Regions from separate parts of the Mus musculus genome. Here region 2 is linked to region 1. The links are chromatin loops, found by intact Hi-C in ENCODE. Cell type or tissue: heart. All regions are shown on one strand. Links, peaks and the distances in the headings refer to the core of each region. The heading gives the core; the rest is flanking DNA. Region 1 overlaps Aff3 (AF4/FMR2 family, member 3). Region 2 has its middle 69 kb from the start of Lonrf2.

Evidence for each region. Peaks named below come from ENCODE experiments on the same cell type or tissue, not always from the same donor. Only the 100,000 strongest peaks of a DNase experiment are listed, where the experiment ranks them.
Region 2: it touches region 1 in a loop (2.9-fold over the local background); 3 of 42 quality-filtered maps call a loop at or near these places.

Annotation. Positions count from the first base shown.
Region 1 is chr1:38,199,400-38,207,399 of GRCm38, forward strand. Aff3 (AF4/FMR2 family, member 3) reads right to left here. Exons shown (of 22, transcript NM_001290814.1): 14 at 5,491-5,692; 15 at 4,412-4,539. Among named protein-coding and RNA genes, the nearest start is that of Gm16150, 16 kb to the right of the region's middle. In heart, for the core only: a CTCF peak has its summit at 3,580 (motif pointing right); DNase peaks (open chromatin) are centred at 632 and 2,592; H3K27ac peaks cover 1,166 bases.
Region 2 is chr1:38,763,531-38,772,299 of GRCm38, forward strand. No RefSeq gene overlaps it. Among named protein-coding and RNA genes, the nearest start is that of Lonrf2, 69 kb to the right of the region's middle. In heart, for the core only: CTCF peaks have their summits at 4,530 (motif pointing left) and 6,534 (motif pointing left); a DNase peak (open chromatin) is centred at 3,641; H3K4me3 peaks cover 1,296 bases; H3K27ac peaks cover 3,268 bases; H3K27me3 peaks cover 735 bases.

The DNA of each region.
Region 1 (8,000 bases), core at 1-8,000:
CATCTCACTGCTGTTCTTCTCTGCGTTGGATGTTTCAGCAATCGATTTTAGCAGGGCCTGAAGGTTTCAGTAAGAGAAGGATGTATCCTTTTCCTTCCATCCGACCTTTCTGTTTTTCCATCCATCAGAATAAAGTAGGGACCCAACCTGAATATGCAATGGAAACAGTTCCCTAAGAACAAAAAGGTGGGGTCCAGCTTTGCTGCAGCAAGGTCTCCCTCAGGACAGCAGTGCTGTGGAAAGGTCCCCAGAGTGCCCTGCCTATGACAATAGGGCCTATGCAGACATTCTACTTGTTTCCTTTGATTAAGTCATGCTGTGGGAGATTCACCCTCTCATATGCAGGAATCTTCCCTTCCTCTATAAAATTAAAATCCTTTTAGCTAGGAGAGTGCGCCATGTAATTACCTTACACATGGTAAGCCCCAGTCCCTTCCTGCCATTCACACTTACCATGCTCACGGCCTTCAGTACTGCGTGTTCCAGGGAGCCCTCATTCAGCTCAGGAGGGATAGCTAGCTCTGCTTCTGCTCCTGGCATCATGGGGACAGATGGGACATTTGGTAGATGGGCTGGGTGCTCTGGTCGTGACCGCCTCTTCCATGGAAATACGGGCAGAGGACAGTACATCCTTCAGAGAGCAGCAGGCAGTGCTGGCCTCCAGCCCCACTGGCTTCTAACACAGCAATACGGCTGGCAGGAGCCGGGCTTCATTCCTAGCCAAGCCTTTCACCATGTAGCTCCATGAATTCAGTATTTCTGGACTGAGGCTTCCCATGCCATATCTCTCTCAATTCTCCCCGGCCAAAGCTCCCTGTCACTAATTACAACACCAAATAATACACAGCTCGCTGCTTTGCACTAATAAGACCAGCATCTAAGCTGCGGGTTGAACCAAGCACCGCCGCTCCTTGATATAAATTCTCGGATCCTGTCTTTTCAAAGAAAAGTCTGTTTTCCACCTTCCTCCTGAGGCTGTGGAGTAGTAATTGTCCCTGCTTTTCATGCTTTTGTGGAATGTCAGGGGAGGAGGGGCTGTCAGACTGCTGCTAGTCTGCGCCTGCAGCTTACCAAGAGCAAGCCGACCTTGATTCAGGTTCTAAAATAAGAGCTAACCCCTTCAGTTCATTTGCATCCTCAGAGCACTAACTGCTGCTTAATTGGTAAGAAACATAGGAAGTGAGGTGTGGAAGGCATGAATCTAAGCGCTCTTTCATGCAAGTTTATGGGAAAAGAAAGAAAGATGGAAAGATCCAGGCCCTCCCCTGGGAAAGGTATTTATAAGTCAGCTATATTTATTCAGCACCCATTCTTGACAGCCTGGTGGCTTCAGTTGTCTGAATTGTATGTTTATTCAACCATTAACAGTATTTATAATACAAAAGGATGAATTTCCTTTTTTAAAAAAAGCTATGTGCAGGGGAGTCGTCCCCCTCTGTGGAGAAGGGGAGAAGGGTGGAGGAGGTCTGGTGAGAGCCAGGACCCAGAGGAGAGGGAGAGGGGAAGATGTGACTGGGTTGCAAAGTAAATAACTAAATCAAGGAATGAAACAAACTAACTAAGCCAGAGTGTGGCACCTGTTACTTTTTGGATCTTTCTAGTTGTTTCCTATCAGCTTCTCAGTGGCTCTGCCCTAATGATCTGGCACCCTCCCTTTCTTCTCCTGGCAGCTTTTCTGTTCATCTCAGGCCCCATTGATGCCCCAGTGAAGATAAGCCAAAGAAAGTGGAAGGGGCTGAGGACCTTCTTGACCAGGAAGCTGCCAGGGCAGAAAATGTCAGGTAAAAGAGGAAGAAAAGGAAGTGAGAGAGGAGGAAAAGGAAGTGAGAGGAGGGAAGGAAAAGAGGAGGAAAAAATCCAATGGGAAAGGGGAGGGCAGGAAGGGTTTATTTGCATCACTCGCCTAGGGATGGTACTGCCCATAGTGGGCTGGGCTCCTACACCAACGGACACTCAAGAGAACGCCCCATAAACATAGCCTCAGGCCATTTCTTATGGAGACAGTTGCTTAACTGAGGTTTCCTCTTCCCAGATGTGTCAAGTTAGAACTAATTATGACAGAAGGGAAGGAAGAACGGGGGATGTGGGAGTACACATGAAGGGGGAAGAAGAGGAAAAGCTGATGGGAACTAAGATAAGGAACTAAGAGGGAAGAGAAGGGGCGGGAAGAGGAGCAGGTGTGACCATAGTCACAGTAGTGGTGGTTGTATTGGTCCACCATGGGCTTCTCTCCTCTGACTCTGGAGAATAACAGAATGAACTCATCAGTATATCCTGGCTGTTGCCTGTACCTGGCACATAGTAGGTGCTTTGTATATAGCAGCTGGGTGTGTAAGACATTTTGCATGTTAGGTGACTTTGGTCTCTCGAGGGACAGCTATTTTCATGGCTTAAAGGGAGAGACAATGTTGGTTCTTGGCCTTTCGAGTTTTTAGACTCTTCCCACAGCTTTCTTAGGCCAGTGGCTGTTTCTGTTGTGTGTTTATTTTTCTAACAGAGATTGCAAATCATTTGGGGGTAAGTGGACACTCCTCTCCATGCAGGGGGGTGTGGAAGAGTGCTTTTCCATTTCATTCTACCATATCCCTAAGAGAACAAACAGTCCCAGCACAGGCAACAGCCAGAGCTACACGGCCTGCCAACAGGCTCAGCCTCTTCACTGGTACAGACAAGGAATATAACGAGAAACATTTCCACTCATAAAAAGTTCTAGAAACTTCACATATTGGGCTGCTCTTTCTGACTCAGCCCTCTATTTTGACCACTGGGGAAGTCATTAAACTTATTTTCTCATACATACTTGTTTTTTCTTCTTATCTTTACTATGCTCCCCATATCATCTACTAGAAATATTTGGTGTTTTGGGCACCCCAGTGCCTAACACTTCTGTTACCAGCTATGAGTCGAAACCACAAATGCTACGATCACCTTAATTATCACTCTAATTGTGTCTGTTTTCAAAAATGACTAAAATTCACAGGGACAATTTCCACACAAAGTCCGAGAGAGACCACCTGACTGCCGTCCCAAGGGCCAATGAGCTCAGCAAAGGGAAAGCGACTAAAGTGGGTGCTGGAGCAGCTGAGGGGACGGGAGGGGAAGGCTGCATGCAGGGAGCTGGCACGCAGTTCCAGTAACCAGATGAGGAAGGGAGACCTCCCTCGCTCCCCAGATTCAGTTACCTTAGCACGTGATTTTTAAATGACACATCTGGCTTCCAACCCTAGAACTCTGTGCCCTGGTTAATGTATAAAAGTCTAATTAATACGTAAAAGATTACTACTCGACTTAGGTCTGACAGAGAAGCAGGCAACACATTCTATACTTGGGTGAGGATGAGGGAGGGCTGTCAAACAGTGAGCAGGGCTGTGATCCCAGCAGGGTGCCTGGGGTTCCCCAGATGTTGCTGCTTGTGTGGCACCCCAAACGAGGGAGGCAGTCATCACTGGTATTATTGATCTTTCTGAGAACGGGCTGGGATATCTTGAGAGCACGTTATAGTCTGACTTTCAGAGGGCTTTTGGCTTATAGTCTGTCACTGCAGTTGAACTGTAAGCCACCGGAGGGCAGGAATCTCCTGCCTGCTGTTTCTGGAGACTTCATTTATCCTGCCACATGTGGACATGCATTGTACTGCATGCTTTTGGGTCAGCTAACAACTGAAGGCAGGATTCAAGCTGAACTCATGAAACTCCACCTTCTGCCTCCTTGACACCTGCTTTCTCCCTGGAACACTAAATTATCTTCAGTCTCCAGAGCATGGCTGGCCAGTCTTCTTACTCACCTTCCACTCCTTTCTCCTTGCGAGCTGGTGCTGGCTATGGGAGATGCATTCAGGTTTTAGCAGTAGAAGTGGACAGATGATGTGGGGTTGGTTGTTCTGTATCAGGCCTGTTTACGCTGTTACAAAGAACCCACATCTTGCCAGAAAACAGCATTCAGGGGTAAATCAACATTATTCTTTGGCCATCCTAAGAAGCACTTTTGGTTCTGTAAATCTGATATCCCTTAATCCATATCCTTAGAAATAAGACTCACCGGGGGCTGGACAGAGAGCTGAGCAGTTAAGAGTATACCCTGCTCTTGCAAAGGGCTTGCGTTTGGTCTCAGAACCCACATTGGGCGAGCGATCCACGAATACCCACACTCATGGACACATACCCAGACAGATACATACATAATTAAAGAAGAAATAGGCCCATCAGTTCAGTTTGCCTCAGTTTCTTGAGGCCTTGGGTGCTAAACCCATTATCCCTGGTGATCCTGTTTACCCAGGGGTGGCCACAAAGTTAGGGCTTCCTTTGAGAAGGACATTTAAGTGACCGTATCGTGCAAGGGCAAATAGCCACATCAAAAATGGGAGGCAGCGATCTTTTTCTACGTCCTTCCCCCTCACCATATTAAAACTTACATGTCATCGAAGATCAGTTTCTGTCTCTTGCAGTCCCTGTGGCCATTGGAACCTGGAGACCATGGCTCCGTCTGGGGCCGTGACTTGCTATGGAGGGTGCCATTTTCAGAACTGTTGTGAGATGCCTTCTAAATAAAAAATGAGACAGAAGCCACTGAGGCATGGCTACTTGGCCGAGAGAGCGACAGATACCTTTTAACCCAGAGAATATCACTCTGCTCTGTACTAGACATGATGGTGATTTTGTTTCAATAAAGAAAAAGTAACAGGTTGTGTATTTTTTTATCCAAAATACTGGGGACCACAAGTGATTTTTTTTGGGAGGTAGAACCCAAGTCTAAGTATGAAACTCGTCTGTTTTTCTCCCCACGCATGTAGTGATTAGATATACATTAAAACAATTGTATGCTGTATGTTTTAAAACAGTTTTGTGAATCTATCCTAGGAGGAAGTCAGGTGTGGAATGACCCGATTGCAGAATTAGAATTATGTTGGTGTTCAGCAAGTTTCAGATCTTGGAACCCTGTGGCTTAGGGATGCTCAGCCTGTGCATGTCTAGGGATCAAGCTGAGGACTTCTGCACCGTTGTCAATTCTGTTCTCACGGTAATATAAAAAAGGGTGTCTTATGCTCCTTCCATGGATGGGAGAAAAGACTGGGTGGGTTAGGCAACTTTCTCAAGTTCAAATAGTAACCATGGGTGGAGGACCTGGGCTTGTATTTTTCCCAATTTAGATACATAACAGAATCATATGGAAGCCTGCTAAAACAGATCGCTGACTTAGCTTCTCCTTTAGTAGATCTAGGGTAGGGTTTAAGGATTCTCTCTCTCTCCCCCCCCCTCTCTCTGTGTTTCCCTGTCTGTGTCTCTCTGTCTGTCTCTGTCTCTGTCTCTCTCCAGATAAGGTCTTAATATATAAATCTGGGCTGATTTTGAACTACCTCAGCCTGCTGAATGCTAGGATCACAGGTGTGTGCTGCTGCCACAGTCCCCGTGAGAATCTGGATTTCTAGGCTAGGGACAGAGTGGCGGGCTCAGTTTCACTGGGTTTATTTAGAAAGAAAGGGCCTTGACAAACCGTGAGGTCCCCAGCAATCGTCTGCAGCTGACTCTCAGCCTTTGGCTCTTTGTTGGAAGACGCTGAAGTCAACAACCCGTTGCCGTGAGGTCGGCTGGAAGAAGTCAGGTCCTCGCTGGCGTATTTGTGTTTACATGTGTCTGAGAGTGGCGAAGTGGGCGACCGGAGCATCTTTTCATTTTTGTTTATTGGTATTGCCAAGCTGAAAAGAGAAACAGCAACGGAGCGTCCCAGTCTGCACAGGGAAGAGAGGCCGTGCTTCTTGTACTGCCCAGCCTCTCACTTAACATCTGTTGGCAGGAAGAAGTTTCTTGGGAATTACTTTGGAGAAGTGACTTTATGGCACCAGGATCACAGTAAACAATAAACAGAGCTCATGCTTGGTTTCTTTACTTTATCGGGACGCCCAGTAATCTGGAGCTCCTGCCAATGAAGGACTGAGAAGAGTAACATGTTCACACTCCCAGTGCTCCATCAAGGGGTCTACAAATACTGAATAAGTGAGCTGTTCCTCACGAGCCTGAGTAGCTGGGAAAAGCCAAGCAACAGTCAACAGCAGTAAGCTGTACTCAGTTTCTTAGAGGATCCCCGCCGGCCAGCGACTGAGTCTGTAGGATACAGTCACAGAACATCAGGGTGACTCCAAGGCCTGAAGCCACCTTCCAACCACTGAGTGTCTGAATTCACCAGGCACCGATCAGAATAAACACACAACAAAGCAACTGGTACCTGAAACCACAATTTCTGATCCTCAGCTCTTACTTTTTACCTTAAAGACGATTGTCTAGTCTTAAACAGAATTTCTCCAAATCAACCATCAGAGAAGACAGACAGACTGACACTAAAGTCTTACCGTGCCTACGATGATGCTTCCTGCTGGGGAGCTATGTGTTTTGCATTAGGAAGAAGAATTGTTTGTGAAGGATGTGGTATCCCGAAAGAGTCAATCACTGCTAACCAAAGATGCCCATAGAGTCACCTAATACAATTTACACAACAGAACAGTAAAACCAATGAAGGTTTAGCCGGTGACTCCTGGGGTTACGATGAGTTAATTGTATGTGTTGGTTATCAGAGCAAACAAGCCATTAAGTCACTTCAAAAGCAATTTCCTTAGCTAGTAGTCACAGTGGGGACCTTAAGCACTATCCTCTAAATTAAACAGCAAAGTTCTTTAACATCATGCAAATAGATGCGTGTGGAGACAGAATTTCTGGTTCTAAAAAGTTCTCAGTCTATAACATGTTATAGACAACTGTTCTGGGTGAGTCTCAAGTAGTGTCTGCTGAAGGGAAGGATGCTGATGTTAAGGATAGAGGTTGGAAGGCCTGAAAGCCACCGTTTCTTGACATGGGAGTGCAAAACCCTGCTTCTAAGCATCTATAATTTTACATTCTTTAATGTGTCATGAAGAACAGACTATGACATTAGGTATCATCATGGGTATATCTGATTGTTCCCTCTCCGTCTTTGCGAGTTTACACAGAGGATCTAAGAAGCATCCTCTGGAGAGCTCCCTGGGTGATCAGCTCTCCTCTCCTGAGGTGGTGAAACTTGGCGGACCTGTGAGAGAAGCACAATCCCCAGAGCTTCAGGGACCACCTTTCCCAGCGAGACCACTACCTGTTTGCTCACATTGTTTCCCTACTTAGTTTGCTCACACTGTATTGCTAGGTGTTCCCACTCACAATTGTGTTGCTACTTAGTGTCAGCAAAGCAATCAGATACAGAGGCTCTGCCAGACAGTGTGAGGGCAAGAATTTTAAACTCCAGGTCCACAACTTTGGATGGCAGAGAGGGTTCCATGTCACCATCCCTCTCAAACATCTCAGCTCTCTTTGGAACATCTCCTTTAGTTCCAAGCAAGGGCAAGGATAGGAAGAACAGTTAAGCTGGAGTCAACCTTAGCAACACCCGCACTTGTGCCTCAGCAGAAACCACTGTGCTTTCTTGAAATACCACAGTTGTTGCAGACACCTTGAAATATCATTGGTGCTCATAGCTATGCAGTGGTTATAACAGTCACTAGATAGGAAGGTTATTTAATGCACTCACAAATGCACATAAAACATATTGCACATTAAAGAGAACCATTTCGGGGGGCAGGGTCCCTCCATTCCCATTGCCCTAGTCCTTCAGAATGCACAGAGGACTGTGGGAGCACTGAGGATCTGCTTCCTCCTGTGCAGGGCTTCAGCCTCCTCAAGGTGATCCCCACAGCACCGTGGCCTGTGCGCCTCTGCTCACCAATCTCATCTTTGACTCTCAGCGCTGCTCTACATCTTCCCCAACCTTTCAGTTTACATTTTTATGTGCTGTGCAGAACCATTAATCTCCTCTTTAAAGCCCTCTATGTATAGTCAGGGAGAGCGAGAGGTGTCTCAGCAGAGGAACAGCGGGGTCTGGGCTGAGGTGCTTCTAAATGGAAAAGCCTCTATGACAGAAGCTAAGCTACTTGCTTTAATGAATACCTGGGACCTTGCCTTGCTGGAGGACCATTTATCACAGAG
Region 2 (8,769 bases), core at 436-8,435, 560 kb after region 1:
TTGGCTACAGTAACAGTAGCAATAGGAAAAAGCCAACCAACTTTCCATATAACATTATAATGTGAGCACATTTAGAATAGGCTGAGTGTAGGTACAGTCAGCAATGCTGAGCTCTGTCCATGAAATAGGGGGCACTCGGGACTTGGAGGGCAGCTCGCATGTTACAAGCACATCCACATGAATTTGATTCAGAAACCAGATTTTAAAAAGCCAGGTGTGGTGGCATACAGTTATTATCCCAGTGCTGATGAGGTAGAGACAGGAGCCTCCCCATGGCTCGATAGCCAGCTGGCATAGCTTATTGATAAGCTCTGGGCCAATGAGAGAGCCTATCTCAGACGAGCTAGACTGTATTCCGAAGGACAGTGGCATAGCCTAGGTTATCCCTGCCTCCCACATGCAAGTACATCCATGTACATCCATACCTGCACATTCACACACACATACACCTACATGCATGCATGCATGCATACATACATACATACATACATACATACATACATACATACAAGGGGGGCATCTGAACGCTCACAGAGGTTAACACCATGTGATCATAAAGACACCAGTCTTCAAGGCACAGAGAACAGCATGGAACAGAGCCTTGATGTTCAGCCGAGTGTGAGGGAATGAACCCCCATTGCTGAGACAGTCTGTGATAATTCAACATGGCCATCCTCAGAAACCAATGTAACTGCCCATTTTCAAGTTCTGCCTGGGGAGTCCTGGACGGTTTGCCTCTGATCTCAGGGGTAAAGCTACATGAATAGACCAAGAGGTGACTTACGTGCTTCCAGCCTGAAACAGCCCTGGGTCTTTGTGCATTTATCCTCCTTTTCGAGAATCAGGCAGTTCCAGGCTTCCTGGAAGATACTTGTGTCTTAATTGACAGGCTCTAAATAAGCACAAAGCCCCAGGGATCTGATACTCTAAGCACAAAATCCCAAATACTAGATCGTAACCAGATTAAATGCGTATCGGTTACATTGAGCCGTGCCTTATTCAGCTCTGTAATTGCCAGCTGGAAAATCAACGTATCTGACAAAATGACCTAACTTTCACTTACCACTCCTGTGTTCTAAATCATATTGGAAAAACATGCATTAGTAGAATACAGGCCTCTGAACAAATAGAATCAAAGCATGATGTCCTTTGTTTAAGGAACGCGTTCAGAATTAGGGCCATGAGAACATTCCCCATTTCGTGGCAATTTACTCTGATGACTTGATTAAACTCTGCACTCTAATTTTATCTGCAGACATTCTGATTTCTCTGTAATTTGATATGTACTGTGCTGGGTGGAAGCAGAAACATGAATTCCATATCTGAAGTTTTTCTCTCGCGTCACCCCAATAGCCTAAGGCCCGTGAGGACAAAGCTCCTGAAGAAAAGAGCGGCCGTGGACTCCATTTGGTGCGGCTTGTAGGGCCTTTGCCCTTGTGTGCGAATGTCTCCTTGTGGTAAAATAGCACAAAGCTATCTTCCCAATCTGGTTTTGGTGGGCCTTTCCTGTGGGTCTATGCCCCGGGACACAGTGAAAGGCTGTAATGCAGCCCGTCTTTTCTAGTTTACTGCTTTTGACTAAAGTCATAGCATTCCCTCTGACGTAATGGACATCAATTAGACTTTGGCAAAGGAAACACTCTGATAGAATAGATTTAGTTGTGGGAATGGAAACCTCTCCAGGAGACCCTGAAGCAATGATCTGTGGCCTCTCAGAAGGTCAGGGGACAGATGTGGGGCAGACAGGAAGTCCACAGGGATTCCTGAGCTCCAGCAAGCCAAAGCCCGCTTCTCTTGCCACAGTCTTCCTATGCTGTGTCCCAGCCTGCAGGGCCCAAAGAAACCCTAGGCTGAAGCCATTGAGAATCTTAACCTGAGAAAATACCCCTGGGGGCGCAGCCTTGGCTTTTGGGGTTTCTTTGTTGTTGTTGGTGGTGGTGGTGGTGGTGTTGGTGGTTTGGTTTTGGAGACAGGAGACAGGAGACAGGAGACAGGAGACAGGAGACAGGAGACAGGAGACAGGAGACAGGAGACAGGAGACAGGAGACAGGAGACAGGAGACAGGAGACAGGAGACAGGATTTTTCTGTTTAGCCCTGGCTGTCCTGGATCTTATTTCATAGATCAGGTTGGCCTGGTACTCACAAAAATCAGCCCGACTCTGCCTCCCAAGTGCTGGGATTAAATGTGTGTGACGCCACAGCAGCAGGATAGGGACTGTTATATCTAGCTGTACAAATGCCCAGTCAGCGAAAGGATGTTCCGTCCCATTTTATGAGTATCCAAACCTCCTTTTGAATATCCCAAGACTTGGGATATCTGTGTGGGAAATGGCTTCTCTCAACGCAAGCAAGGCCGTCACACACAGACTTGGAGTGGCTACTGGGCTATTGTTACAGTTTCTTGAGGTGCTGAGTTACATGTCAGTAGACTTCAGTCATTTTTCTAGAATGAGTTTGAAAGCAAACAAAATAAAATGGAGAGTCTATCAAAAGTGATTTTGAGTAATTGTATAAGACATAAATGTTATACCACTAGCACCAACAGAATCAAGCGCTTCTTTTTTCTTTCTTCCTTCCTTCCTTTCTTTCTTCCTTTCTTTCTTTCTTTCTTTCTTTCTTTCTTTCTTTCTTTCTTTCTTTCTTCCTTCCTTCCTTCCTTCCTTCCTTCCTTCCTTCCTTCCTTCCTTTTTCTCTTCCTTCCTTCCTTTCCTTTTTTCTTTTAATGAAGCTGCCAACTAAGTTGAAAATCCTTTTCATCCTAGCTGCTGCACAGGAGGATGAATGAGGTGAGCTGAGAGCCCCAGCCGCAGACACCACAGACCCAGCAGACACTTCCCAGTAGCAGCACTCCCTGGGGATGCTATTAGTGTCCTGGGTTCTTGTACAGCGAGGGAGACAGGAGAGACTGATTACTATTCAGATCAGCCTCCAGGCCAAGACTGTCTGGAGCTGGCATCTCAGGTAAGTAAAAGGCAGACACTGTGGGCTCAGCACACCCTACACATACACACACACACACACACACACACACACACACACACACACACACTCCGGAGTTGAAAAGGCACAGCTGCTTCTCCAGTGTGTGTGGCTGATTTCTGGGAAACGCCTCTGGCCAATCCCCTCACCAACAAAATAAAAACAACAAACAAACAAACAAACAAAGCCCCGAAGGATGCATATTTGCTGTTTTGCTCTCTCAGCATCCTTTCCACAGCTACCATTCATGACCCCACCTCTATCAAGAGGTCTTCAAGACCTTTCGCTTGTCTTCTGGGAGAGGGCCTCTTACACTGTGACACTGTCCACCCAACTCATCAGGAAAGAATGGACAGCGGCAGCAAGGTCGCTGGCTCTCAAGGGTCAACACAATCCATCAAGTCATTTAAAGTGAGTCCTTGTCTCATACAAAATCCCATTTCCTTGAGTATCAACCCAGCTTTATCTAAACCTCCATCTTCAAGCTGGCTTGTAGGGAGCAGAAGGGCCGTGGTCCATGGGAGTTCAGCCCCCCTCCCCTCGGGAATGTCGGTCTGTGTAAGACTAAACCGTGCTGTATAAATCTTGTCCAGGAAAAGAAAGGAACGGTTGTGGGAGTAGAGTTACCCCAGCTGCTGGGGCCCCATGCGCATGCGCACAGCCCTGGGAGATCAGAGGGGAGCCAGACCGATTGATTCCTGGCCCACAGCGCCCTGTGTGAAGCAAACCCTCCTCAGATTTCTAAGGTTTCCAGGAGGGCAGGTTGGATGGGAGCCTTGCAGTGCTGAGGAGACTGAAGGATGCATTCTACCATGTGGCTCCAAAGATAAGTTGGGGGCGGCAGACTGGATAACAAGCTAGACTCCCTTCTACTTCTGATAAGATAGAGGGCCTCTGTCTTTGAACGTGTTATTAATACTCTGCTCAGTTCTGTGGCCAGTGGGAGAGCGGTGAGCCCGTTCCTTTCATCAGGGTAGCTAGGGCCTCCCCAGGGCTATGGGAGGGAGGTTATAGACAGAGCCCTGGGCCCACGATACCATTCAACATCTGGCTTCTTTCTTGGGCTCTTGGGAGTTTGTGCCCCCCCCCCTCCAAGCCCCAGCTTAGCCTTGAGGCTTCTGCCACAAATGTCTCCCTTGCTATGTAACCAGGTTTAATAAAACATGGATATTGTATAATAAATACTGCATTTTCATGAATCTGCCCGTGAGATCAAGTGCTGTGCTAGAAAATATTATGAAATATGTATCACAATCTCTTACAGCCTCCTCCGAGCATTTTATATAAATCGCTACCTGTCAGAAGGGTTTGTGGAGAGAATCGGGGACTCCATGGAAGGCCCACAGCTTTTCTCTGTTGCTATGAGATATTAATATATTAGCATAACGTTTTTAAAAATGCAAATCCGCCCCTGGTATTCATACACTCTGAGTGGCACCCTAAGAAACACGCCTTCCATCCACTTGAGCAATCACCGCTCCTGGCCCCAGCCCCGCTCCCTGCAAGACCCCTTGCCAAGCAGCAGCCAAAATCTGCTCGACAGTGCCCTCTACTGGCGGGGAATAAGAACTTGCTTCCTCCGCTGCGAGGCTCCTCTTTTTTAAAAGGGTCAGGATCACTTTCTCTGCATCTTCTCTCTCCTTACCTCGCCTTGTCTTCAAGTGAAAGAACTTGTTCTTTAGACCTAGTTAAGGGTGTCACGGACCCTCCTCCTCACACACGCCCGTATGCATCCCCTCTACATGCCCCCTTTTTGCTTTCTTGTGACTCGCTTGAGTTTTTCTGGGAAAACTCTTACCCATTTTCCAGCCTTTTCCCTTCCATTTAGAAGCCAAATACCAACAACAAACCCCAGGATTTTTTTTTTAATGCAAATTTTGTGTTGGTGATGTGAGAGTGCGCAGAGCATGTGCCTGTCTTTTGCCGCGGAGGGAAAAGCAGCATTGCTTCGGTGCCCTCCATATCTGAAGCTCTGGAAAGTTCCTAAAGAAGGTTTTTTTTCCTCCTCATTCTGCTTCTGAAGTGAAACCAACCCACAGCATTGGATGGAGATGCACTTTTGAATATACTGCTGTACTCAACCCGATTATTTTTCTGCTGACCTCCATAACAAAACCTGCTTTGCTGACGCTCTGGCCTAACTCACTGAGAACAGGGCATCCAGCTGTTTGCTAACTGTTCTAAAATGTTGCAAGTTACAATGTATTCCTGGTGTTCTGTCCACATGTGGCAAATTGTGATCTGAGTACTACCCAGTTCTCTGCTGAGGCCCACAGGTTTAGGGCCTCTCTGTGAACCCCCTGAGTTCTTCCTGGCTTTACTCCTAAGCCAGGACCTGACACAGAAGCCTGGTCTTTGCTCGGTGAAACCAGCATTGTGTTGAGTGTGAACCAACTGTGTTGCCCACATCACGGCTCCCTCAAACCTTTCTGTCTGGATGTTGAGTATGGATAGTCCATGAGAGCTGTCTCACAGATTTTCATCTTCATGTGCATGACAATCACACCCTGAGACTAGCAGGGGACTCAGTGAGCCGTCTCCCATTCTCAGGTGAAGGGTTCCAAAGTTCCATTCCAGACAATTCTACTAGAATCCAAGGAGTACTTCAGATTACCTGGTGATGAAGCCACTATCCCTGTCCTGTTCTTCGTCCCTCCCCCAGTTCTACAGGACACCGAATCGCTGAGGAAGTTACACCCTCCTCAGCCTTTGCCCTGCAATGGACGCGGAATGCTGCTAAACTAGGAGGGTGTCTCCTCAGAGCAGAACCTGCCAGCATGACTGTGGTGTGGGTTCATTCTGCTTTGATGGGCACCCAAACTAGACATTTGTGGGGGGGGCAAGCCTCTAGGTCTTCCATTCATACATATTTCCATGAAAACAGTGGATGAATCTTGATGGCTATTCAAGAATGAGAGTAGTTTATCATCTGGGTAACTTAAATGCAACTATACAGAAATGCGTATATATACTATATATATGGTTATATGTAAGGGTATGTATATATATATATATATATATATATACATATATATATATATGTGTATATATATATATATATATAAAACCAATAAGATATGTATACCATCTATATGGCCAGTAAGATATATATGTGTGTGTGTGTGTGTATGTGTGTGTGTGTGTGTGTGTGTGTGTGTGTGTATGGCATCTTATATATATGATGTGTGTGTGTATCTGTGATGTGATTTTTTTGGCAACTGTATTACATGATATTACATAGATAACATCCTGTCATCATGTCAGAAAGTTGGGCCCACTTGGTAGGCAATACAGAGACATTCTAACAGTAATGTTTAATTACTCACATTATCAAGCACGGGATCATCTTTAACTGCATGGGGAGAAGAAAACCCACCATCCCCTAGACCATTTTTTTCTCTCTAGATTTTCCTATCCTAAAATTTTGCATAGAGAAATCATTTCTAGAATCAAAGTTGAGCTTCAGAAATTTGTTGACCCGACGATGGAGAAAGCTTAGCTCCTTTCAAAGCTCTGGAAACTACCTTTCTCTGTTTGGAATGTGGCGCCCCCTACAGGCTGCCCAGCTCTGATCATCCCTGAGACCTGGCTCTGATTCTGAGCTTGGGGCTGACCTGCTATGGAAACTAGCTAGGAGGTTCAGTTCCAGCCTTTTGTAGAGAAAAGTATTCTGAAGAGGTCAGAGCTGAAAAGGAGACCCCCACAGGGCCGAACAGGCTGCTTGGCTCTCTCCAGGCAGTGCCCTGCGGGAAATTCACTGCCTAGCTATTTCCTGTTTCAAATGATGAGCCACAAAGGAACCACGCAGCCTTTTGGATGGCGTGGTTATGCGCTCAGCTCCCCAGGAACCAGAGCACGGTGACCCTTTGTAAAGAACAAGGTGGCAAGAGAAAGGAAGGGGAGTCCTTTGGGCATCCACTCTTGTGTCCTCTATTCTGCAGAGAGCTTTTTGGGGTGTGGGGCACACAAGTAAGCAAATGCCTTGCAAGCCTGAGTCTTTTTACAAATGTGTCCCGGTTCTTTAGGCTTGGGATAGTATAAGGCATGAGTTACTTCACCTTAAGCAGAAAACTCACTTTCCAGGCTCCATCCAGGTTCACCTGAGGGAAGCTGGGGACCTCCCTGCTTCCTCTCTCCCTTCTGGAAAAGTCCATATTGACATCCTTCATCATCACAGGGCACAATTAGCCCAGAGATGTAGGAGACCATGACCATAGAGAGCATGAAAAAAAGATGATTGGCTTTCTGGAGACAGAGGTAGCTTAGGTGTGGAGAGGCAAGCAGGCCTTTATGCTTTGGAGACAAAGCGTGCCTTTTAGCAAGGCTCGGTCTACTTGCTATAAGTAGGCCAGGGAAGGCCCGACCTCACATCTGGCAAAGCCATCTGGGCAGAAGAGACTGGTGAATGAGTGTTCTGGCAGCTCCCTCTGGAATGTAGGTTTTATTTTCTTCCCATTTAATCTTACCAGAGGTTTGTCAATCCTACCCTGAGCACTGAAGAGGGAAATGCTACCTTTATGAGCCAACATAGGATAAGTAGAAAAATCTACACTTCTTTTCTTAAATTCTATCACTTCCCCTGATTCTTTGGAAGAATCAACTCTGCCCTAAGCCAGGAGTGTGTCTTACAACCGCCTAGTGTAATTATGAGTGGCTTTGCAAACATTCTTTGAAACCACAGGTTCTTAAAGACTCCTAACACTGGGGGCCTCTTCTCAGAAGTAATACAAGGAGCCCACGCATGAGGTGATGAATCTGATCCCAAACAGTGTGTCAACCACCCTGCCCCCAGGTAATATTTGTGGGTGCATTAAAAAAATCTCTATGTCCCCCACGATGGATACATGTACAAATGCATGCATCGGAGGCTCAGAGACTGTTGAGGAAGAGGGAAGGGAGAAGAAAGTTTGTAAGAGCCAGGGGACCAGAAGATGGCTGTGAGGTTTTTGTCTCCTAAAAACATCAGGGAAGCTGATCACCCAAAATATGTCAACAGTACCACGGCTTAATTAAGACCCGAACAAGCAATGAGACCAATAGAAACTTCATGGGAGCCCACCCACCCCTGGACAAAAACAAAACAAAACAAAGCAAACAAACAAAAACCCTAAAGAGAAGCAAGGAATAACGGGGGGGGGGGGGGGGGGGGAGACGACTTCCAATTGATTATCCAATACCATGTGATCAGCTCTGAAACCATGTCCATGCAAACAAGCCTGAATGGACTCAGAAGGATATATTTATATATTTAAACAGACACACAGACACACACATATGTATGTATACACACAGATACATAAGACATACACATATGTGTGTATACACACATGTATGTACACATACATGTGTGTATGTACACATACATACATAAACATACTTATGTACATGTACACACATGTATGTATACATATGTGTGTATACTCACACATCACAATAACAACATTTAAAAAGATTTTGAGAGGGAACAAGAAGGTCAGAGGTAGCACATGGGACAGAAACTGGAGGAAGAAGGGAGAAGGAAAAATGAAGTTATATTTTAATAAAAAAATGTTAGGAATAATGAAAAAAAGAATCTCACCTCTGTCCATGCCTGAGCCAAGCTGAGTCTAAGACTGCTTTAAAAGCCATCACATGTGCACCTCCTTCTTCAGTGTCCTCTGGCTATACAAACAACCTTCCTACTCTGGTTTGGAGCAGTAGCCAGTGGTTATCCTTTCATAATCCCATGGGTCGGCCAGCCTCCCATGGGCAGCTCCTCCTCTGCAGTTACAGTAGACGGTGGTGGGGCT